Regions from separate parts of the Homo sapiens genome. Here all the other regions are linked to region 3. A link is a loop called in an ENCODE intact Hi-C map of the cell type or tissue named here. Cell type or tissue: PC-9. All regions are shown on one strand.

Region 1 (8,000 bases), 170 kb after region 3:
GATCTCTGCCTGTCTTCTTCCCTTTCGTCCCTCAAAGGCTGGGCTTCCTTCCACCCTGGAGCTTCTGAGCCTGTGAGACCCTCCCACCTCTGCTCCTCCTCTGGATCTCAGCTCAGTGCCCTCCCCAGCCCAGCCCCGGAAGCCAGTGCACTTGCCAGGGCACTGCAGTTGCATCACAGGCCTGGATGGGGCATCCTCTGCGAGAACGCCTGTGCCCATGGATGTAATTTACATACTCACCAAGAAGTTAACATCAACTCTTCACAGCAGGTCAAGTGCAAGGAGACCACTATTCTCCAATCTTCCTACAAAAACGTGGTGTCTATTTTCCTACCCCGTGTGTCTAGGCCAGCACTGGGACATGGTTTTGCAACAGAATAGGGCACAAGTGACAGGGTTTCCTCTTGCTTCCACTCTGCATGATTTCCCTTACTCTGACACCACTGCCACCATAGCCATGAAATTTAAAATAACACACGCACGTTGGATTGCAAAAGTCCTGCATACTTCCTGAAAAAAAAATAGTGATTAGTGAAGATCACCATTGTTGAGGACTTCTACAAGCAGCACAGAAAGAGACTTCTGTAAATACCTGTTAACTACACAGAGAGCGCTCCATGGACACCCGTCAACTGCACAGAAAAAGACTTCTGTAAACACCTGTCAACTGCACAGAGAGAGCTCCACGGACATCTGTCAACTGCACAGAAAGAGCTCCATGGACACCCGTCAACTGCACAGAGAGTGCTCTGTGGAGACCTGTCAGCTGCACAGACAGCGCTCCATGGACACCCGTCAATGGCACAGAGAGTGCTCCACAGACACCTGTCAACTGCACAGAGGGCCCTCCATATACCCCTTTAACTGCTCAGCTGTGCTAAGTGCCATGCCGCGCACAATGGCCACCCTGACCTGTTGAAGTTTCAGGATGGCTCCACCAGGTCCTTGATGGCTCTGCCCCCAGGGCTGCTCCCTGGGCTGCTGTGGATGGACCTGCTCATCTTAAAGAGAGAGGAGCAGGAGGCCACAGCAGCCCTCGCTGTCCCCCACAGAAGGGCCTTGGAGTAGGCAATCTCACATCATTGAGTTGTCAGGTTCTCAAAGTAATTCTCAGAGGGATCACCATGACCTTTTTTGAAGGGAAATTGAACCTCCAGCAGGTGCCAGCCCCACAGACTGGGACCCAAGTGGGCAAACTGAATGGCCACACAGAGCTCAGAGCCCAGCCAAGGCCCCCAGACACCAGGCTAGCCTGCACTCCCTGGGGGCACACACGCAGAAGCTGGGGAATGAGCAGGGCAAAGGGGAGGATCCCAGCCCCAGGCCTCCTGCCACAGAGGGGCTCAGTTGAGGAGGGAGCTGGCAAAACACCGAACTGACTCAGAAGTTTGAGCATCACAGGGGAAGGATATTCTGACCTCTGAATCCAAACAGTGTTTACGACTCAGACTCAGTGGCAGTTCACTACCTGCAAATAAACAGAAAAGTCTAGTGCTACCTGGGGATGCAGGGGAGGCAGAGGGCCGTTGGAAAACCAGAAGCAGGGGATGCAGAGGGCCGTTGGAAAACAAAATGAAGTAGGGGATGCAGAAGCAGGGGATGCAGAGGGCTGCTGGAAAACAAAATGAAGCAGCTTTAAGGATCGGACCTCACACGCTGTGCTGGTGCAACATGCCAGGGACACACCCACTGGACAGATGCTGGTGCTGCTGACCACGGCCTTCCTCTGTGGATGTGACTTGGCTTTCCTCACAGTGCATGCAGGAGGTGCTCAATAAACGCTCTTGACTGACTATATGGTCCCTGTCAGCGTGGAGCTGGGCAGGGCCCCTCTCTAGTCAACTCAGGTCGCTGGCGAATCATCTCCCGCTTCCTCCCCTCTGCGCTTTCTCTTGCAGCCAGGGGCCCACAGCTGCAAGAATGGAGTCCAGCAGCACCATCCCCACTCCCCAGCTCCTGCCAGTTTCTCCTCTCTGCCTCAGTCTCCCACATTATGATTCACCTGTGTACCACCGCTCTGCCCCAGAATTCACAAGTTGAAGCTTTGACCCACAATGTGACTGTATTTGTGGGTAGGGCCTGTAAGGAGGTAACTAAGGTTAAAGGAGGTTGCAAGAGCGGGGCCCTGATCTGATGGAACTGGTGTCCCTGTAGAGGAAACAGAGGCCAGAGTACTCATCACCCACTCTCACCAACCAGCACACAGGGGAACGGCCCTATAAAGACACAGAGAGAGGCCTCACTGGAAATCACCTTGTTCTTGGACTTTCAGCCTCCAGAATGGTAAGAAAACAAACGTCTGTCGTTTCAGGCATCCACTCTGTGGTATCCTGTTACGGCAGCTGGAGCTGACTCTGACACTCCCTGCAGACCCCATCCCCTCCTGCCTGAGCCTCCTCATGGCCCCTCCCTGTCTTTTCTCTGGAGCCCACCCTCCCACCCTCGGAAAGTCCTGGGGCCCTTTCCAAGGCTTGAATCATGACAGACGGCATCAGGTCTGCACTCCAGAAAGATCAGTTCAGCTGCAGGAGATCCCACACTGCTTCCCACCAGTGGCAGCAAGAGCAGCCAAGATTGAATGAGCCCTTGCGGTATGCCAGGCCCAGAGGCAGCCTTTGAATGCGTTTCCCATGTCATCTCCCCGCAGCCCTATAAGGCAGGTGCTAGGATTTAGTTTTCCTATTTTGCAGATGACAACGTCCCACAGTGTAGCCCAAGGCCACATAGCCAGGAGGTGAGTGACTTGGGACAACCCTCAGAGGCTTCACACTTTGGTGTCTTTTGAATTCCAGCTTTCTTTACAGGGTGAATAAAGGTCTCTCTCCCTGGCCAGTCCCTAGGTCTCACACTGGGCTATGCAACAACCACGCTACCCTGTGCACCTCACGCGTCTCATCTCCACGCCCAGGCTCAAGCTGTCCCTATGTGGAAAGCCTTTACCTTGATGACCAGGACTCCTCATTTTAAAGCTTTGGTTCTCCACCCTGGCAGCTCTTGAGAGTCACCTGGTGTTTGGGTCAGGGCTCTCCAGAGACACAGAAGCAATGGGATAGACACACACCACACACACATATACATATGCATACACATACATGTTTGTACATACACATTCTATATATACACATATATATATATATACATCCACACACACACATATATGTGCATATGTGTGTGTTTTAAGACATTTATTTTAAGGAATTGACTCATGCGATTGCGGGGGCTGTACAGTCCTGGATTTGGAGGGCAGGCCAGCGGCTGGAGTGGATTCCGCAGTCTTGAGGCAAGATTTCCTCTTCTCTGGGAAACTCCAATTTATTCTCAAACCTTTAACTGACTGGAGAGGGCCACTCAAAGCCCCTTAAAGTCACCGACTGCAGGTGACAACCACATCTACAAAATACCTTCACAGCAACATGCAGACTAGCATTTCAATAGCTGGGTGGAACAGCTCAGCCAAGAGGACACACAAGATTGACCTTCACCCTTGCGGAGCCTGCAAAGTGCAGAGGCCCAGGCCCCAGGGAGACGGATACAGTTCCTACCAATGCTTTTAAGAGCACACGGCTGGCCCAGAACAGCTGCTTTCAGATGCACAAATCACAGAGTACTCTTTGCCTGTGTCCATCTGGTGCTCATGCCCCAATCTTGAAATCACCTCCTGGGGGCTCCTGCCTCCCCCTTGCTGCAGGCACCTGCGGGCTGGGACCCTGGCTTGTATCACTGTGTCCACAGCACCCAGGGCAGTGCCTGGCACCTATGATGTGCTTACGCATTGGACGAACAGTAGGCTACAGTCATGTGCTGTGGAGCTGGAAAGCCCTGGATTCAAAATGGGCAAGTTTCATCCCCTCTCTTTGCCTCATTTTCCTCTACTGTTAACAAACAAACAAACAAAAAAAGCGGTAATAGCAGCTGTCTTATCACCTTGTCAAGGGACTTAGGCAATAAAATGCATGAAAAGTGCTTATCAAGGTACTTGATGGGAAATAATAGCTCAAACAAAAAAAAGGGCCGGGGTGGGGCGGGGCGGGGGGCAGCCCTGTTTCAGCTGATTGTCACTGGGGCTGTGCGTTCCCACTCTGAGAGCTCTGCTGCTTGGTGCTCAGCCAGAACCACCCTGGGCCAGACCTGCCTCCGCTGCAAGACGCCCACCAGGTCGTCCTGAGACCAGGTTCTCACAAGCATCCTGCATCCCAGCGAGCATCTCCAGCGCCATCTGGTGTCAGTGCAGGGAGTGGCTGGGTTTCCACAGCCTTTCAAATCTCTAGCCCCAACTTTCAAGAAAAGGCAGGGGCTGCCTGCTGTTCTGTGAAGTCACCATGGAGACGACTGTGGGGGAGTCCTCACTCGCTGCAGGTGGCTCTTCACTTTACAGAAGCATACACTGCACGAAGCCTTTCAGTACACCCTCCCCACACTTAAAATGGCATTCAAATAACACGTTAGCATTCACTTTTTACAAGTATGTCTACTGGGGAAAGGATCCCGGAGCCTGCAAAGAAGGCTTTCTTTACATTTAGACAGTACCAGGAACTGCCTGAGTGTTGCCTCTCTCCGTGTAACGTTCTCCATGTCATCAAATGCCCGTGTCACCACATTCTTGGCGTCACACATTTGTCTTAGGATTTTGATATGGTTTGGCTGTGTCCCCACCCAAATCTCATCTTGAATTGTAGCTCCCATAATTCCCAAGTGTTGTGGGAGGGACCCAATGGGAGATAATTGAATCATGGGGGTGGTTTCCCCCATACTTTTCTCGTGGTAGTGAATAAGTCTCATGAGATCTGGTGGTTTTATGAGGGAAAACTCCTTTTGCGTGGTTCTCATTCTCTCTTGCCTGCCACCATGATTGTGAGGCCTCCCCAGGCAGGTGCAACTGTAAGTCCATTAAACCTCTTTTTCTGGCTGGGTGTGGTGGCTCACACCTGTAATCCCAGCACTTTGAGAGGCCGAGGTGGGTGGATCACCTGAGGTCAGGAGTTCCAGACCAGCCTGGCCAACATGGTGAAACTCTGCCTCTACTAAAAATACAAAAATTAGCCAGGCATGGTGGTATGCACCTGTAATCCCAGCTACTTGGGAGGCTGGGGCAGGAGAATTGTTTGAACTCCGGAGGTGGAGGTTGCAGTGAGCCAAGATCGTGCCACGATACTCCAGCCTGGGCAACAGAGCAAGACTCTGTCTTAGAAAAAACAAAACAAAAAACAAAGCAAAACAAAATGAAAAAAACAACCACCTCTTTTTCCTTATAAATTACCCAGTCTCAGGTATGTTTTTATCAGCAGTGTGAAAACGGACTAATACACCTTTCAACTCCCGACCCAGCCCTCTTTTGCGTTGTTGAGTTTATGGTGAACATCAGCTTTTAAGGTCAGTCATGAGCTCCTAGAGGGTTGGAGACTGTGTCTAGTTTCTCCTTAGAATCCTTGAGGCCTAGATTGGGACATATAGTACTTGCTGAATACATAGCAAGGGTGTGTCTTAAGAAGCTTTAAAAAAAATCTATAAAGCCGGGAAATCCCGTATGTCCCTTTACTCTTGTACCGCCTAGCTGACTGGAATTGACTCATGGGATTGTGGGGGCTAGGATTTACTCTTTCACTCCTGCACCAGCACTAGAACCCCCCTGTGCTTGCTGAAATATACTTCCTAGGGCCTTACTCCTAGGACACAGTGGGGCAGGCTGTGCTAGAACATATTAATATGTACATAGTCACTCTCTCGGGTCACCTTTTATTACTATCTTGCATGTATATTTTATAAAGTACACAGTATATTAGCATGGTACCCCTAATGTATAGTTTATAAATAAATAATGTACAAATATCAGATTTTTTTCTTTTGCCGCTGGGACACACCCTCAGAAAACCTTGGCAGCAGGGCTACCACGTGAGCGCCATGTGCCCACACAGGCCAGGCCCTCCATGAGCGTTGTCTCATCCGCCCCCAGGACAACCTGACAAGGGGGTCACTGACATCACCTGTGAGCTACCGAAAGGCAGCCAGGGCCCAGATGTGCCACCACCTGCCCAGGGTCATCCCAATGGGCAGAGTAATCTGAGGCTGGGCGCCGTGGGTTACCCAACCTGGTCTGGGACGGGTGGCTCATGGCAGGTGCCATCGAGAGGCCTTCTTGAGGCTTGTTTCTCCTGACCAACCCAAAGGTCCCCGCCAGCCTGTCCTGGCACATAGACCCCGGTGATTAATTCCCCTTGCCCTTGTCCCTTGCTAAGCAGGCAAGCAAAACCACAGCCAGTTACACAAACACATGTAACTGCATGTCTGGATGGAGAACAGATGTACCTATGCAGCGGCAGGGACATCAACACTCTCACTGATGAATTGGCCGAGGAATGAGGAATAGCACAAATCAGCTACGGAACATTGACAAACTGGGAGCTAAACTTTGCTTCATGCCTGTGAGGCAGTATTTTGATGAGCGGTGGATGCCCAGTGCTTCCTTGTTCCTATATGCTCCTTAACCACAGTGATGATGAGGGTGACAGTGCTGATTACCACGGCAACCAGAACGCTCACTGAGCACAATGAGACAAAGCTATACTTCGGTGAGCACCCCTGTTGACCTTCATAAGAACTTTCTTGTCACCCCCATTTACAAGGGATAGAACTGAAGCACAGAGAGGTTAAGAAACTTTTCCAAGGTCACAGAGCTAGAAAGAAACATGTCGAGGCACGTGGGGTGGTCAAATCCTGCAGCAAGTCTCTCTACGCAGAGTAAGCCCCAGAGACGGAGGCCCACCCAGCTGCACAGACAGCCCTCCCTGTGACATTCCCAATGCCAGGGGCCAGATGTTTGTGTCCCCCAAAATTCCTATGTTGAAGCCTAACCCCAATGTGATGGTATTCGGGGGGTAGGGTCTTGGAAGGTGATTAGATCATTAGGTGGAACCCTCACCAATGGGATTGGTACCCTTAGGAAAGGGGCCTTAGAGAGCTCTGTGGCCCCTTCTGCCATGTGAGGACACATAGAAGGCACCACCTATGAGAAAGTGGGGCCTTGCCAAACCCCACGTGTCAGAACCTTGATCTTGGACTTCCCTGTCTCTGGAACTGTGAGGAATGAATTTCTGTTGTTTATAAGACACCCAGTCTAGGGATTTTGTTATGACAGCTCAAAGGGACTAAGACTACAGCATGGATGAAGTGGAGGGCCTGTGCTGTCCTTACATGGGCCCAGGTGAGACACAGTGGTGAGTCCTAGCCTGCAGCCTTGCTGTCATGAGCACCTGGGAGAAGCTGTCTGCAGGAGGAGCAGCAGCACAGGCAGCTGGGGGGCTCTGGAGAAGTCAGCTTCCTTCCATCAGTAGGTTCTTCCCTTGCAGCCCGGATTCCCATAGCAGCCCCTCAGTCCCTCGCTCCCCCTCATCACGTGTTTCTACTGCGCCCAGAGCTGGGACACTGTGAAAAACCAGACAGGTGTGGTCATGACTCTTGGGTTCAGCACAGAGAAAAGACAAAACACAAACATCTTTTTCTTGACAGGTTTTAAAACTTAAATCTTGGGGCAGTGACAACACAAAGACTGTTTCTCATAAAATTCGCTTTTGATGACTGGAGAATGAGCGCAAGGCCCTGCTCACCCACCGCTGACCAGGCATACCCACGAAGGCACCCCATGTGCAAGCCTGTGTGTGTGGGCACGCATGTGCATGTGGGCATAGGGCCTCCACCATTTCCAAAAATTAAATTCTCATGCAGATGCATTCTCCATTCTAATAGAGAACTGAAGTTCACAAAAACGTTTGATAACAAAAATTTTCTTTTTCACATGGGATAAGACAACGTCTGCCAAACCTCCCTCAACAGGGGAAAGAGAGGGAGAGAGGGAGAATAAATGAATAAATGAATAAAATAGTAGTTGTTGCGATTAATAATTGATTAATTTGCTGCCTGGTGCTTTCTGCTTTCACCCCATGGAGATGTGAAAACAATGTATCAGGCGAGACAGTGGGAATGGGGTTTGAACTCAACACACTGCA
Region 2 (8,000 bases), 350 kb after region 3:
CACAGAGACGCCCCAACTCCTTGAGTCTTCCGGGAAAGGGGGAGGGTGAAGCCGAGAATGGTCACCAACACACTAATAAGATGCCCAAATAATCATTTAATTACAGTTGGCAATTAAGATCAGGAAACAAAGAGGAAACTGGTGGGAAACTGCTAGGAATAGATACGTTTTATCCACATAAAAATGTGCTGGCTGGATGGTGAAGTGGCCTGCCAGCCTTGGACTGAGCATTTTGCATGGGGACCTCATTCCTTCCTACAACTGCCCTGGTAGGTGAGAGCTACTGTGGTCTCCACTTTTGAGATGAAGGCAACTTCAAGAGGTGAGCACTCTTGCCCAGGTTACAAGCCAGCACGTGGAAGAGCTGGGCCACAGCCAATGCTCTTGGCCCAGGGTCTCTCCAAGTGGGTCTTCAACACCTCCCACTCCAAGTCCCCAGGGGCTGTCCTGACACACTGAGTACTGGCCCCATGGGAAGGTTTCTGAATCCTTGCCCCCAACCATGCCTTGGGCCCCTTCCGAGTCTGGGTGAGTGAACACCTGAGACAGTTCAGTTCCATTGGAAGGAAGCCTGCAGCTGACCCAGCCACGGCAGGTGCAGAAATGGTGGGGATGGGCAGGAAGGGATAGAGCCCAGAGACTGGCTATAGGTGGGGGGGAGGAGAAAGATCACACCAGAGGTCTCCAGCTGTCTGTCATTTGCCAACCATCCCTATGATTTTTAGCCTTCCCTATTTAAAACCTATCCTTCCATCCCTTAAGATTTGTCTTTAAATCAACTCTTTGCACTTAAACATATTTTTTCTTTTCTCTCTCTCTCTCTTTTTTTTTTTTTTTTGAAAGAGTTTTGCTCTGTTTTCCAGGCTGGAGTGCAGTGGCTATTCACGGGGGCAATCATAGTGCACTACAGCCTCAAACTCCTGGGCTCAAACAATCATCCCACCTCAGCCTTCCTAGTACTTGGGAGTACAGTGTGCACCTCCACACCGGGCCGACATGCATGTTAAAGGAAGCCTTCAATAGGACTGATGGAGCACAGCCTCGCTGGCTGGCATTGGTGGGGGGGACCACGGCACTAACTCAATACCTGAGTCCACTCTTGGCCTGAGCTGTCTCCTGTGTGGTTAAAAAGGGCCCAAGGGTGAGAGAGGAGTTCAGCCAGGCAGGCACCGAATAGAGACATCCTCCTTAATGTTACCATAAGGACAAAGAATGGAAGGAACTTTCTATCTAAGCCAATGTTCCTGCCTTGTCCGTGCACCACCAAAAATTATCCCTAGTCCCTTCAGATGGTCTACACAGCAGCACCCATTCACCTACTCCACCAAACTGTGTATGGATGAGGGTTAAAAACATATAAAAGGATAAGACTTGGCATTTGAGCTCAGGAGCCCACATGGAGTGGGGAAGCAGAAGATGAGATGCAACCAAGTTTTATTTCTTAGAAGTATATATTTTAGCAAAGCACTGTGGTTTGTTAAAGGTAGGTAGAGCTGGAGCTTTTCCTTATATTATTCTTTGGCTTTGAGATGTTCCATACTAAAAATAGTTTTAAATTTAAAAAAAGTTAGCAATCCCACCTCTACTGACCAATAGAAGATAATAAGGTCTCCGGGTAAATTGCCTGCCGGAGAGACTTTGGACTTCAAAGTCGGTCATCTCCAGACCATGACTGGCTTGAGCCCTGTGAGGATCTGGTCCCCAAGGTGTGTGAAAGGCACCTGTTTGGAGGAGGGTTTCCAGCCTTGAGGGCCCACAACAGGTTTTTGTGAAAGTCACCAATTGTCCCTCCTGAACAAGATCCCTGGCAAGGGGTGGATTTGGAAGGCCATTGCAGAAACCCTATTGGAATGAACAAAGCTTCATAATGGCCAAAAAATTACGAACAACCTAAATGTCCATGGACTGATAAATGGGTAAATAAAATGTGGTCCATCCTAACTGTAGGATAATATGCAGCCATGAAAAGGAGGGACGTACTGACATGTGCCACAATCACATGCAGATGAACCTGGAAAACATTATGCAAGTAAAAGAAGCCAGTGGCAGAAGGCCACGTGCCACATGAACCCAGTTATATGCAATGTCCATCCAATCAGAAAGCAGATCTGTGGACGCCGAGGATGGGGAGTGGGAGAAGAGAGGGGCTGACTGCTAATGGGTACCGTTTCTTTTTTGAGTTCTAGAAATGTTCTTAATGTTCTAAAATTAGATTATGGTGATGGTTTCATAACTCTGTAAATATACTAAAAACCACTGAATTTTATACTTTAAATGCGTGAACTTAATGATATGTAAATTCTTTCAATAAAGCTTTAAAAAAAAAAAAAAAGCATGTAGAGGCACTAGGCTGAGCTTTGAATTTGGAGGATTGGGTTCTGCCTCTTGCCCTGGTGGGCATAATCAACACTGAAACCCTCCCTGTCTCCACCCAGATTCTAGATCAGATAGAAGCTCATCGAAGGACCCCCCTTCTGCCCCTTGATCTCCTTGATCCGAAAACCCAAAGCCATTTCCTGACTCAGGGCAGCCCCGATAACCCAACACTGCTCCCTGAAGAACCACAAAGATGGGACAGAGTCAGTCCAAATTGCCCAAGTCCCTTTCAAAACTCACAAAACCGCAAAGGCAAAGGCAGTTTCCTCTGCCCAGGGGCAGCCAGGGAGCACATCACTGCAAAGGTGGCTCAGGGATGGCAGAACCCCTCCAACACACAGCGCATGTATGAGGCACCCCTGCTCATTAGGGAGTGGTGAGGAATGGTACCCCAAGACCAATTCCACCCCCACACACCTCCCAAGTTGGTCTCATTCTTAAAGCAGGTACAGACCAATGGATGCATCCAACCATCCAATATTTCCTAAGAATCTATTCTGTGCCCAAACAGTCACTTTGCCAGGAATACCACCATGAATGAGACATGATTGCACATTGGCTTTGTGGAGCTTGAGGTCTAGCACAGAAGACAAGATTGACTAATATGAATCAAAGGATCAATTAATTTCAATGAGTACAGAGTGCAGCATGCCTCATCTGGAGCAGAGAGGGAGCCTGGTTTGAAGAAGTGATGCTCTGGAAGTGCAAGGGCAAATGGAAGCCAACTGGACATGCAAGGGAGGAAGGGCGCCCCGGGCAGAGGGAACAGCCTGAGCGAAGACCATGAGGTGGGAGCAGCATGGAGCCCTGAAGTCCCTGCAAAGAGGCCAGAGCAAGGATCTGCAGCCACAAAGAGGGGATGACCCAGACCATGCAACATCTCATGGACCTCAGGAAGAGCCTGATTTTGTTCCAAGGATGGTGGAAAGCCACTGAGGCAGTGGTGGGTCTCCAGAGCATCCTTCTGGCTGCTGTCAGAGAAGGGACATGTGGGGCAAGGGAGGAAGCAGCAGGATGGACCAGGAGGCTGGAAATCATCCTGGTGAGTGGTAGCAGCAGCCTGGCCCAGCAGGAATAGGCAGAGGCACCCAGCAGGCTGGACTCGGTGTTCTCTGAAGGTGGCTCCCACAGGTTTGTGATGGATGAGCTACGGGGGACTAGAGAGAGAAGTCAAGGATACCTCCAGGGTTTGTTTTGTTTTGTTTTGTTTTGTTTTCTAGTTAACTATTTATGAGGGGGGTAGAATTGAGGTTACCAGCAAATCTGATACTGACAACAGGGTGGGTGTGATGCTATCTCCTGGGTGGGGAGGATCAGATCAGGGAGGGAGGAGGCAGCAAAGAGGAGGAGCCCCGTTTGACAAGCAGCCTTTGGGGTGATGTGGAAGAGTCTGCTGCCCATCACAATGGGGTTGTAAACTGAAACCAACCACTGGCCTGAGGCTACTTCTTGCGGGCACTTAGACGGTTAGCTCAATTCCGCCGTCTTCTTATGCTACCAACTGCTCTCCTAAGGCCCTGGGAGCCTTGAAGTTCCCTGGGGAGCTGATGGGCCAAGGACCTGGATGGTGGCAATGTCGGCTTCACAGGCACGGGGATTTTTGTTGTGTTTGTTCACCCAAGAATGTGCCTGGGAGGTCGTAGTCTCCCAGTACATACATATCCATTGATGAATAAATGAATGAATGTGCACGGCGGAGCCTAGCCAGGCAACTGCCCTGCTCCAGGAGTGAAGGCTCAGCCTCCCCACGGCCAAGCTGGCTCCGGGCTTTGTGGGACTGAGGGGCTCATGCTCCCTCTGCTGCCTCAGTCCCCCAGGACAATCTAGTTTCTTCTCTGGGGCTCCAGGGAACTCTTCTTCATGCTTAATGTAAAAATAACTCATTCAGCAAACTTCAAATGCTTAAGAAGAACTGCTCAAGCCACGATCTCAGGCTAAACTCATAGGGAACCATCTAAAGAGAAACAAGAAGGCAAAACACCAGTGTGGGAGTTCCAGGACCCAAGGAAAGATGAAGGCAAAACCACCACTCTGACACAGGCCAGGTTCGTCAGGTGGGCAGCCGCGCCCTCTGCTGGTCACCTGGAAAAACAACACCTGAAGTAGTGGCGGGTGGGAATGGTCCTTGGACCTGGCTTGACGACGTAGCCTTGAACTTCACTTCCTGCACCTTTGACCACATCCCTGAGGGACTCTCTACCTAGAGCTGTGACCAGAGACTACCCAGAGTGGTGCTCAATGCAATGCCAACCAAGGCTTTTTAAAAACAACACACCCAGCTCTTCCAGAACCAAATCCCTGATTTCACCATTCATGGCCTCTGCCCTGAAAGGCACTGGTAGCTAGAGTCGCCCTGAAAAAATGTGGTGTGGGCATCCCATGGCTTCCTGGAGATATGCCTAGCCCTCCTTGGGGTCAAGTCCACTCAAGCTGTCTAGGGCAGGAGCCACAGACCCAGGCACAAGATCAGGTCCCAACATTTTCTGACTGTGTGGCCCCGCTGAGCCTCCGTGTGTAAGTGAGAAGAAGATAACCTACCTTACAGGGTGTGGGCATTTGACACAGCACACAGAAGCCCTCAATACGCTTTCACCATTAGCAGAACAAAAAGTTCCTTGAGAGAGACCACCTGCCCTTTGATATTCTCCTTCCGTGCCCCCAGCACATCCAGGTGACTGGGAGAGGGGCCTATCTATGAGGCAGCAGAGATAGAAGACAGAACCCAGAGCAGAGAAACACAACCCGGGGCAGGGAGGCTTTCGACAGGGAAGGCAGAAAGCAGCCCCACTGGCCCCTGCACTCTTGTGTCATGGGCCACTGACCCATCTTGTATGTTGTCAGCACAAAGCTATAGACCTCCAGGTGACTTTTCCTCCATCCTGGGTCCCCCCACACAGTGACAGATACTGCATGCTCCGACTCTAGCTAATGAAAGGAGAGGAACAGGCTTCTGGGGCCTCTGGGAAAGATTGCTGATAGACAGAGAGAGCCACTTACAGAAAAAGCATTTGTCACCATTGCAGGTGCAGTTTGCAGTCCTGACTGCATTCCTGCTTCCTGCTCTGGAGTGCCTGTGGGGCCTGGAACAGCAGCAGCCAGCCTGTGACCCTGCAGCAACACACAGGAGGATGAAACGCTAACAGCAGAGAAAGACCTTGCACCTGTCTCCCTCCTGATCTCTTATAAAGGGACCAAACATCCTGCTGGCATAGGCCTCTGATAGTAGGGTTTTCATTTACTTAACACTTAGCTCTTACCATGTGCCAGCCATTGTTCTAAAAACTTTACAATGATTGCCATGGCTAAGGCTGAAACTACCCAAATCAGGTAGAACTGTGATTTTCCCATTTAGCCAATGAGGAAAATGAGAGGCAAAGTTCTTAAGTACTTGCCCCAGGTCACAAACCTGCAAAGCCAGGACTGGATCCCATGTCCTCAGCTCCAGAGCTCAGGCTGTTATTGCATCATATATACCCCAACTCACACAGGCAGGAACCTCATGCTTTTGTTGGGTCCCCCGAAAAGTCACTGACTTGATGATGATGATAAAGGAGGAGGAAGTATGAAAGGAAGAGGAGGAGGTAACAAGATTAATGCTGACAGCACTTTTATAGAGCCTAGAGCTTACCAAGGACCTCACATGCATTGATTTATAATCTTGTGAGGTTGGAATAATCATCCTCTTTCTTACAAACAATGAAGTTGAGGCTCAGACAGGGTATCTAACAAGGGTTACCAACAGGACAGAAAAGGGCTCCTACATTCTTTCCATAATACCAGCTCCAGCTCATCCCTCTGGCCTCCCCAACCCACCAAAATCTCTACCAGCAACCCCGGCTTACAAAGCAGACATTTGCTCAACAAACATGCACCAAACACTGACTCCATGCCAGGCCCTGTCCTGTGTGCTGTCAGGCACGGGATGGCTTGGCCCAGTCTGCATGGTGAGGGGGTAAGCCGTGTCCAACACCATCACAGCATGGAGAGGTAGTAGTGTATGAAGCCACTGGCCAGGCTGGGAAGCTCAGGGAAGCTCCAGGAAATGGCCTTTCACTGGTGCCTGCACGTGACCTATATTTGTTGAGTACCTGCTATGCACCAGGCACTGGCAATCCAGCAGTACACAAAACAGATGCAAAAATACACCACCGCCCTGCTGAGCAGAGCTTGGAAGGACACAGAGGAATTTGCTGAGCAGACACACAAGCTATGCATGCCAATGTCCAGAGGTGTTACACGCAGAATAACTCATCCAAATCAAAGATAGTTATCAGACAATAAAATGTTTTTGAAATTTTTAACCTAAGAATTTGAGCAGGCATTAAATTGAGCTACATTCACAAAATGAAATACCATACAACAGTGAAATTAACCAGACAAAAACCTGGGTAGGTATCACAATATTCTGTTAAAGAAGACTGTGTTCTATCTTATTCCATTTACAGAAGGTTCAGTACCAGGGCCAGGCATGGTGGCTCATGCCTATAAACCCAGCACTCTGGGAGGCCAAGGTGGACAGATCTCTTGAGGTCCGAAGTTCAAGACCAGCCTGGTCAACATGGTGAAAGCCTGTCTCTACTAAAAATATACACACACAAAAATTAGCCAGGCATGATGCTGTGTGCCTGTAGTAATTTACTTGGGAGACTGAGCCAGGAGAATCGCTTGAATCTAGGAGGTGGAGGTTGCAGTGATCCAAGATCATGCCACTGCACTCCAGCCTGGGCAACAGAGTGAGCTCTGTCCGAAAAAAGAAAACAAAGAAAAATAAAAACCAGACAACACTACTTGATGATGTTAGACTGCAGAGAATAGCTACCCATGGAGGAGGGGTTTTGTTAAGAGAGGACACGAGGCGGCTTTGGGATCCAGGTTATATTCTGCTTCTTGAACTGCGTTCTGCCTACAGAGGTGTGTTCACTTGGTGAAAATTCATCAAGATGAACGTTTATGGTATGTGCACTTTTCAACAGGTATCTTACAATTAAGAGTAAAAAAATAAAAGTAAAGAAGAAAGGCAGAGCAGACTTCAGAGCAAGAGAAGCTACCAGGGACAACAAAGGGCATTACATAACGATAAAGGAGTCAATTCTCCAAAAAGACATAATAATCCTTAACGCGTACACACCTAATGACAGACGTCAAAATACATGAGGTAAAAATTGACAGAACTTCAAAGAAAAAAATGGATGAATGCATGATTAAAGTTGGTGACCGCAATACCCGTCTATCAGAAACGAACAGACCCATCAAGCAGAAAATCAGTAACGACAGAGTTGAACTCAACAGCACCATCAATCAACTGGATGTAACAGACATCTATAAACCACTTCCTCCAACAACAGTAGAATACCCATTCTTCTCAAGCTCACATGAAATATTCACCAGGATAGACCACATTCTGGGACACAAAATTCACATTAACAAATTATTTATTTATTTACTATTTTTGTTTTTATTTTGAGAGGCTGGAGTGCAGTGGCGCAATCTCGGCTCACTGCAACCTCTGCCTCCCAGGTTCAAGCCATTCTCCTGCCTCAACCGCCCGATTCGCCGGGACTACAGGCGTGCACCACCATGCCGGGCTAAGTTTTGTATTTTTTAGTAGAGATGGGGTTTCACCA
Region 3 (8,000 bases):
GAGTGAAACTCTGTCTCTTTCTCTCTCTCTCTCTCTCTCTCTCTCTCTCTCTCTCTCTCTCTCTCTCTCTCTCTCTCTATATATATATATATATATATATATATATATATATATATATATATATATATATATATATAGTATAAAACAGCTACCCACAGTGGAGGCCCTGGAGGGTGAGCATGGCAGGCAGAAGCTGGAAGGATACTGATGCCTGGAATAGGCCACAGCTGGGACTGCTAGGTGGCTAGACGGATGGACAGAGTAGACACAGCCAGGTGGCAACTGTCTGGTTATGAGAGTAAGCATGCGGGTATTCACTGTGAAGCTCTTTCCACTTTCGTATATGTTTGATTTTTTTTTTTTTTTTTTGAGACAGAATCTCACTCTGTCACCTAGGCTGGAGTGCAATGGCATAATCTCGGCTCACTGCAACCTTTGCCTTCCGGGTTCAAGCGATTCTCCTGCCTCAGCCTCCTGAGTAGCTGGGATTACAGGCATGTGCCATCATGCCCAGTTAATTTTTGTATTTTTGGTAGAGATGGGGTTTCACCATGTTGGCCAGGCTGGTCTCAAACCCCTGACCTGAGGTGATCCACCTGTCTCGGCCTCCCAAAGTGCTGGGATTACAGGTGTAAGCCACCGTGCCTGGCCTGAAAAAATTTATAATGCAATATTGGGAAAAAACCAGAAGGTGAATTTGACTCCATCAAGGAAAACTCCATCAGCACTTTACTTCTCTGTTGTTTACTTGATCCATATGGGAAATGCCAAATGCAGGTAGAGTCCAGTGTGTTTGTCATCTTCCCTCAGTCCTGCTGTCCACCTCGGTTCTCTTCCTTTCAGCTGGGCATGGGGCCTGACCAGCCAGACCACTGTCCAAGCAGAAGCCCAAGCCAGGCGGGGATGCCCTCATGATGCATTCATCATTATTAAGTGTAGTTTTACCCAATACCTGATAGTGTATCTCTAGTTGTACCCCAATATCTTGTCACATATATTAAGAGCTGAAGTTCATTAGATTTCATATTAGAATAAAATAATCCATCATTTGTGTTTCTGGATTTTTTTCAAGGACTAAGAATTTTTTCAATTCTGATTACTAATCACATGGGTTGATTTGAGCGTGCATACTGAAACTTAGGTTTTGGTATCTTGTCAGCCACTAAGAGCTGGCCAGAAAATTATCTTGGAGAGATTTTAATCTCTTGCCCCAATTTTTTTAACTAATATGTAGTTGCAGATATGCAATTAGAAAAACAAACAAAAACGCTGCCAGATATAACTTATTGAAGGCATTTTCACTTTTTGCAAGTATATTCCAATGCTAATCATACTAGTGGTATGAATCGCCATGCTCTTTCTTCTATCATTTATGTTTGTAAATCAAGCTTGTTCAACCTGTGGCCCAGGACAGCTTTGAAAGCGGCCCAACATAAATTCATAAAATTTCTTAAAACATTATAATTTTTTTTGCATTTTTTGTTTTAGCTTAACAGCTATTGTTAGTGTTAGTGTACTTTATGTGTGGCCCAAGACAATTATTCTTCCAGTATGGCCCAGGGAAGCCAAAAGAATGGACACCCCTGACATAAATTGTTTATGCTTCTTTAGGAAAGGAGAAAATGAAGGAAAGGAAAGTAAAGGGGAAGATTTAAACAGCTGTTTTTATCTTCCTGCATCAAAAACTGTTCTGTTAAGGTGAACATATATACTTTAAAAAATCAGAACATCTTCAATTAAACTTGTTAAGCTATTTCAATATTATATAAATTCTACAAATAAAAAGCATTTCATTCCAGCATTTAGAAAACTGAAAACACCACGCGAGAAAAGCAAAGACTTCCTTTTCTTTCTCCTTGCTTTATTTAGGCAGAGTATCTCAAGAGATGGGTTTAGAGGAAAAGCTTGCTGACAGATGGTGAACACTCTTCTAATCCTGGACAAAATGACCAAGTGAGTGAAAGGAAAGAGACAAGGGAAGTCGAGTGAGTGTTCCACACCTGGAGTTTGAAAATCTAGGAGTCTGAATGTAAGGAAAATCAGATGAGGTGGTTAGGTGATCTAAGAAGCCCGAACGCTTATATTTTAAGTCTTTGATCCATCCTGAGTTGGTTTTTGTATAAGGTGACAGATAGGGATCCAGTTTCGTTCCTTTACATGTGGCTTGCCAGTTTCCTGAAACAATAAAAATTCTAGAAGACAACATTGGAAAAATTCTTCTAGACGCTGGCTTAGGCAAAGAATTCATGACTAAGACCCAAAAAGCAAATGCAACAAAAATAAAAATAAATAAATGGAACCTAATTGAACTAAAAAGCTTCTGCACAGCAAAAGAAATAATCAGCAGAGTAAACAGACAACCCCAGAATGGGAGGAAATATTTGCAAACTACACATCTGACAAAAGGAATAGTATGTAGAATCTACAAGTAACACAAACAAATCAGCAAGAAAAAACTAAGTAATCTCATTAAGAAGTAGGCAAAGGACATGAGTAGACAGTTCTCAAAAGAAGATACACAAATGGCCAAGAAAAACGTGAAAAAAGTGCTGAACATCACCAATCATCAGGGAAATGCAAACTAAAACCACAGTGAGATACCACCTTAATTCTGTAAAACTGACCATTATTAAAAACTCAAGAAACAATAGATATTGACATGGATGTGGGGAAAAAAGAATGCTTGTACACTGCGGATGGGAATGTAAATCAGTACAACCTCTATGGAAAACATATGGAGATTCCTTAAGGAGCTAAAAGTAGATCTACCATTTGATCCAGCAATCCCACTATTGGGTATCTGCCCTGGTACAGTTTGGCTGTGCCCCCAGCCAAATCTCATCTTGAATTATAGTCCCCATAATCCCCACATGTCATGGGAGGGACCTCTTGGGAGGTGATTAGATCATGGGGGTGGTTCGCATGCTGTTCTCCTGATAGTGAGTGAGTTCTCCTGAGATCTGATGGTTTTATAAGGGGCTTCCCCCTTCACTCAGCTCTCATTCTCCCTCCTGCCGCCCTGTGAAGCGGTGCCCTCCGCCATGATTGTAAGGTTCCTGAGGCCTCCTCAGTCATGTGGAACTGTGAGTCAGTTAAACCTCTTTTCTTTATAAATTACCCAGGCTTGGGTATTTCTTTATAGCAGCATGAGAACAGACTAACACATACCCAAAGGAAAAAGAAGTCATTATATGAAAAAGACACTTGCACACGTATATTTATAGCAGCACAATTCGCAATTGTAAAGATGTGGAACCAACCTAAGTGCCCATCAACTGAGTGGATAAAGAAAATGTGATATATATGTACACACACTCACACACGCACATATATATAGTATACTGTGGAATACTACTCAGCCATTAAAGGGAGCTAAACAATGTCTTTTGCAAAACCTTGGATGGAGCTGGAGGTCATTATTATTATTATTATTATTATTTGAGACAGAGTCTTGCTCTGTCACCCAGGCTGGAGTGCAGTGGCACGATCTCAGCTCACTGCAGCCTCTGCATCCCGGGTTCCAGGATTCTCCTGCCTCAGCCTCCTGGGTAGCTGGGATTACAGGCGCATGCTACCATGCCTGGCTAATTTTTGCACTTTTGGTAGAGACAGGGTTTCGCCTTGTTGGCCAGGCTTGTCTCGAACTCCTGACCTCATTATTCTAACTGAAGTAACATAGGAGTGGTAAACCCAAATCTTTATGTTTTCACTTAGAAGTGGGAGCTAAGCTATGAATATGCAAGGGCATACAGAGTGACATATGGACTTTAGAGACTCAGTAGGGGAAAGTTGGGAGGGAGGCTGGCGATAAAAAACTGCACATGACGTACAATGTACACTACTCGGGTGACAGGTGCACTAACATCTCAGAATTCATCTCTATATAATTTATCCATGTAACAAAAAACCGCTTGTACCCTAAAAGCTATTGAAAAAAATAAATAAATAAACTTCAACTCCTTAGCATTCACTTGTGGAGCAGATTTTATCAGAGGCCGTGAATCATTCATTTAGGCAACCTGTTAGGTAAGCAGCCAGCCCAGTGCCTTTAAACTACGGAGAAAATAGGGCTAGATAAGCAAATGGCTTGCTTGAGGGGGAGAGGGCCTACCAGCTACTCACCCACCATAAAGGTAGTCACTCAAACTTGCAGACTTAAGTACCAGGAAAGCAGATTTCTCAAACTTTAATGTGCCAAGGATTTTGTTAAAATGCAGACTTTGACTCAGTAGGTCTAGGGAGGAGCTCACATGAAATTGTCCTCGCTTAATGTAATCTAAAGTTAAATATGTGTTATTTGTTTGCTCTAAAATCTCATTTAAGCTAGGGCAATTATTTATGACTATTCCATTTTTAATTCCATATATATTTTCCAGTATTATTACAGTAATTCCTTATACATTAAATTGCTGAAGACAAAAATATTCAAATTGCATTTTATGAAACAGGGATCTCTGTGAAGATTTTTATAAATTGATGATTTATGTTACTTCATTGAGGACGATTCTATGCTGGATACAGTGTTTTATGATGTGAGACTGTTCAATGAATCAAAGAGAATCCTCCACAGCACCTAACTGCATATGATAAACCACTGTATTCTCTGATGGCAGAGTGAAGTTAAATAAAGAACATGCTTTGGGCCTGAAGTCAAAAAGTCTTTTTCTCTCCATTTCTTTTTGATTCCAGTAAAAACCTTTTTATTTGACTAGAAGGTACTCACAGGCCAAATTCACTGCTATCTGAAAGGGTTTGGTCGCCACCTTGTGGATAATAAAACAGCAACAGCCCAAAATAATACATTTCCTGTACAAAAAAAAAAAAAAAAAAGATTTTAAACCTCCAGCGTGGTTAATTTTCAAAACATATCCAAAAACTTACTTTTTAAGCCACTGAACATTACTGCCACAATTTGGTAGACTCAAAAGAATGCACCCTATTGTCAGAGTGAAGTTAGAAAGAAGAGCAAAGGGCTTTTGAGAATGTTTGCAGCTGGAGCTGCTCAAAACTGCTATCTCCTAACCAGGCCACTTCCTTGAAAGAGATGGTACTCGTTTCCGGATATGTACATAAAGGTGCAAGTTCATTACATCACAGGTTACCTTAATTTATGCTTACTGAATTTGCATCCTGCTACCCTAATTAATCCTCAACATGGAGTAGTAAGTGGAAGAGCGACTCAAGAAATGTACTGCAATGCTTCTCTGATATATCCGGTAATGTTAACCTGTGCTTTGGCCACCCATGTCGCTTAGTGTTAAGACAGGAGTTGTAACAGCATTTCATCCTGGGCAATTCCTTTAAATAACCAGGGAGAAAATAAAGGCAAGCTTCAGAAGAGAACTGCATGAAAAGCAAAACAAAACAATACCAGAAAAATCCAGACAATATTTTTCTGCTGTTTAATTGATCTCAAGGAAGGAGAAATTCAAGTCCACAAAAACTTACATCAATTCTGTTTATCACATACAAAACTAAACATACAATATAACAGCAAATAACAAACATGCTGAATATTTTCAAGCCATTTTGAATGGTGTCCTGTACATGTACATAAATAATACATACTGCTTCTGAATTACCTTAAAATACAGTACCACCAAGAGTTATATTTCTATGTAACTACTCCATAAGTGAGCATAAAGGAATGAGGAAGTAGACGATATCCATATCAGATAAAGTAGAAAGTCTTATGTCCTTCTGAAAAGCAACACAGTAGGCCCAAGAACAACTACAAACCATTTTCCTTTTAGCTAGGAGGTATATGGCAAGACCAATGATATTCTCTTCCCCATCCTTTTTGTCACAGGGTATGAAGTCTATCCTATTCAAGTTAGTTACAAGTCTTCAGCCCATTTAGTCATCTAAGAAGTTGAGAAAGTCTAAACCTAAGTAATCACAGCAAATACTGCAAATACTGATATACTTTTAGTTCATTTTTGTACTTTTTTACATTTTTTCCATTAGATAATTCTAAGCCTAAAATATTTTTCTTTTTCTTTTTCTTTTTCTTTTTTTTTTTAAAGAAACTTGGATTGTTTTAATTGGTTTAAATGCAGGGTATATGTAAACAACTCCCCAGAAATGAGAGGCACTTCTCGGAAATACAATAACCCATGTCACTAGACTAGCAAAACACTCAGTGCTTTTGACTTGATGAATTGAATGAGTTCATGATTCAACTTTCTAATGTTGTCTACTTGAAAAATAGCAAGATTCTTATCTGCAGCATTTAATGCATTAAGATGTATTAGATAGGCATATCAGATATCATAAAATTAAAATTGTGCTTATGTTAATTCTGTAATAGACCTAACTTTAAAACACCTCATGTTATTCACTAGGAGCTATGATCTAGTCGTGACAATATTGGTTAAAATAGTCAATCTGAGGCAGAAAGTAAACAAGCAAAGTCACTTTTGCAGGCTTTTTAAACTGTATAACACATGAAATTATGACTATTCCCCAGATTATGCAACCAGCTTCAATTTAAAAAGCTGGGAACAAATATTATGAGGCGTTACTTCTCAATTTCTTTCTTTTTCTTTTTTTTTTGAAACGGAGTTTCCCTCTTGTTGCCCAGGCTGGAGTGCAATGGCACGATCTTGGCTCACCACAACCTCCGCCTCCCGGGTTCAAGAGATTCTCGTCTCAAACTTCCGAGTAGCTGGGATTACAGGCATGCACCACCACACCCGGCTAATTTTGTATTTTTAGTGGAGACAGGGTTTCTCCATGTTGGTCAGGCTGGTCTTGAACTCCCGACCTCAGGTGATCCGCCTGCCTCGGCCTCCCAAAGTGCTGGGATTACAGGCGTGAGCCACCACGCCCAGCCACCTCTAAATTTCTTAATCACGATTGTTTTCAGCTCAGACATACACAAGGCAAGTAGAATTACTAATAAATCACTTTACCCTCAACCATTCAAGGTCTCTAAGAGCATGCACATGGATACATGACGGGGAAAGGCAGCAACTCAGCATAAACACTTTAGTATTAACATAAGGAGTATATATACATATACACATATGTATAGAATATCTTGCTTTTGAATATCTATGGGCCATGAAACTTCATAGAGAGCTGCATAAAAATCTAGCAGAGAAAGGATCATAAGTGAAGTGCCAGCCATGGATAACAGACTAATCTGTGCTCACAAAAAAGGGCAGGCAAGGAACACACAGACATCACTCAGGAACTACAGGAAAACTAAGCGTAGTGCTGTTTTCCAAATATAAAACATATACTAAGTACAAAAGTTATAGTAAATTTGAGGACTACGGAAGTAATACTTACTATATGTACATCTTTTGTTCACATAAAAAGCTTAAAGTAAGATCTTAGCATAAAAGTATGCTTTCTCCAGTAGGATGGTGTGAGAGGGAAAGAATGTAAGAAGGAACTTGTACAAGTCTGAAAATTAAGTCTTGAAAGTAAAAGGCTACCATAAAAAATATTATGTCATTTGGTATGATCAAAATCAGATTTTAAAAGACCTTAAAATATAACCCTTGCACATTGTTTTTTATAATTATATACGTATAATTAGAGCTACATAATCTTGTCTTTATGCTGTTTTTGATATTTTTTCAGACATTTACTGCTGTCTGAAAAGTTTACAAGCTATTATATGTTCCCAAATGAAAAATGCCAAGTTTTTCATTTGCCCCCAAGGTGAAAAAATTGAAACCTCTACGTCAAAAACAAATACAGTAATTGTTTAAAGGGATAAAATCAACTATAATGACATGGGCCGTATTAAAATACACTGCGCAAATATGAACAGAAAACTCACAGCACAACTATAGGAACAAGAAGATGTTATTTAACTGCAGTGAAATAAGAAGGCTTGGAGAGAGTTGGGAAGCCTGAAGACCAGATAAGCGAGTTTAGAATTCATTCAGCAACCTTACTCATATTCCACTCTCCCGCCCCTCACCCCAAGCAAAATAATAAAATCCTGCTCTTGCAAACTGAAACAGATCATTATTTTTGACTAA

What was found. Peaks named below come from ENCODE experiments on the same cell type or tissue, not always from the same donor. Only the 100,000 strongest peaks of a DNase experiment are listed, where the experiment ranks them.
Region 1: it touches region 3 in a loop (6-fold over the local background); 14 of 110 quality-filtered maps call a loop at or near these places.
Region 2: a loop joins it to region 3, with 4 times the contacts of the local background. A loop is called at or near these places in 2 of 110 quality-filtered maps.

Annotation. Positions count from the first base shown.
Region 1 is chr20:59,779,455-59,787,454 of GRCh38, reverse strand. The region is part of intron 7 of PHACTR3 (phosphatase and actin regulator 3); the gene reads right to left. Among named protein-coding and RNA genes, the nearest start is that of SYCP2, 150 kb to the left of the region's middle. In PC-9, CTCF peaks have their summits at 4,009 and 4,211 (motif pointing left); a DNase peak (open chromatin) is centred at 4,207.
Region 2 is chr20:59,595,278-59,603,277 of GRCh38, reverse strand. It overlaps a transcript of PHACTR3 not described here. Among named protein-coding and RNA genes, the nearest start is that of PHACTR3, 5.3 kb to the left of the region's middle. In PC-9, CTCF peaks have their summits at 4,229 and 4,430 (motif pointing left); no DNase peak of the experiment used is centred here; H3K27me3 peaks cover 7,735 bases.
Region 3 is chr20:59,946,060-59,954,059 of GRCh38, reverse strand. It overlaps FAM217B (family with sequence similarity 217 member B), which reads right to left. Exons shown (of 4, transcript NM_022106.3): 4 at 5,380-8,000. Among named protein-coding and RNA genes, the nearest start is that of CDH26, 8.4 kb to the left of the region's middle. In PC-9, CTCF peaks have their summits at 4,562 and 4,762 (motif pointing left); DNase peaks (open chromatin) are centred at 4,029, 4,739 and 5,615; H3K27ac peaks cover 1,071 bases.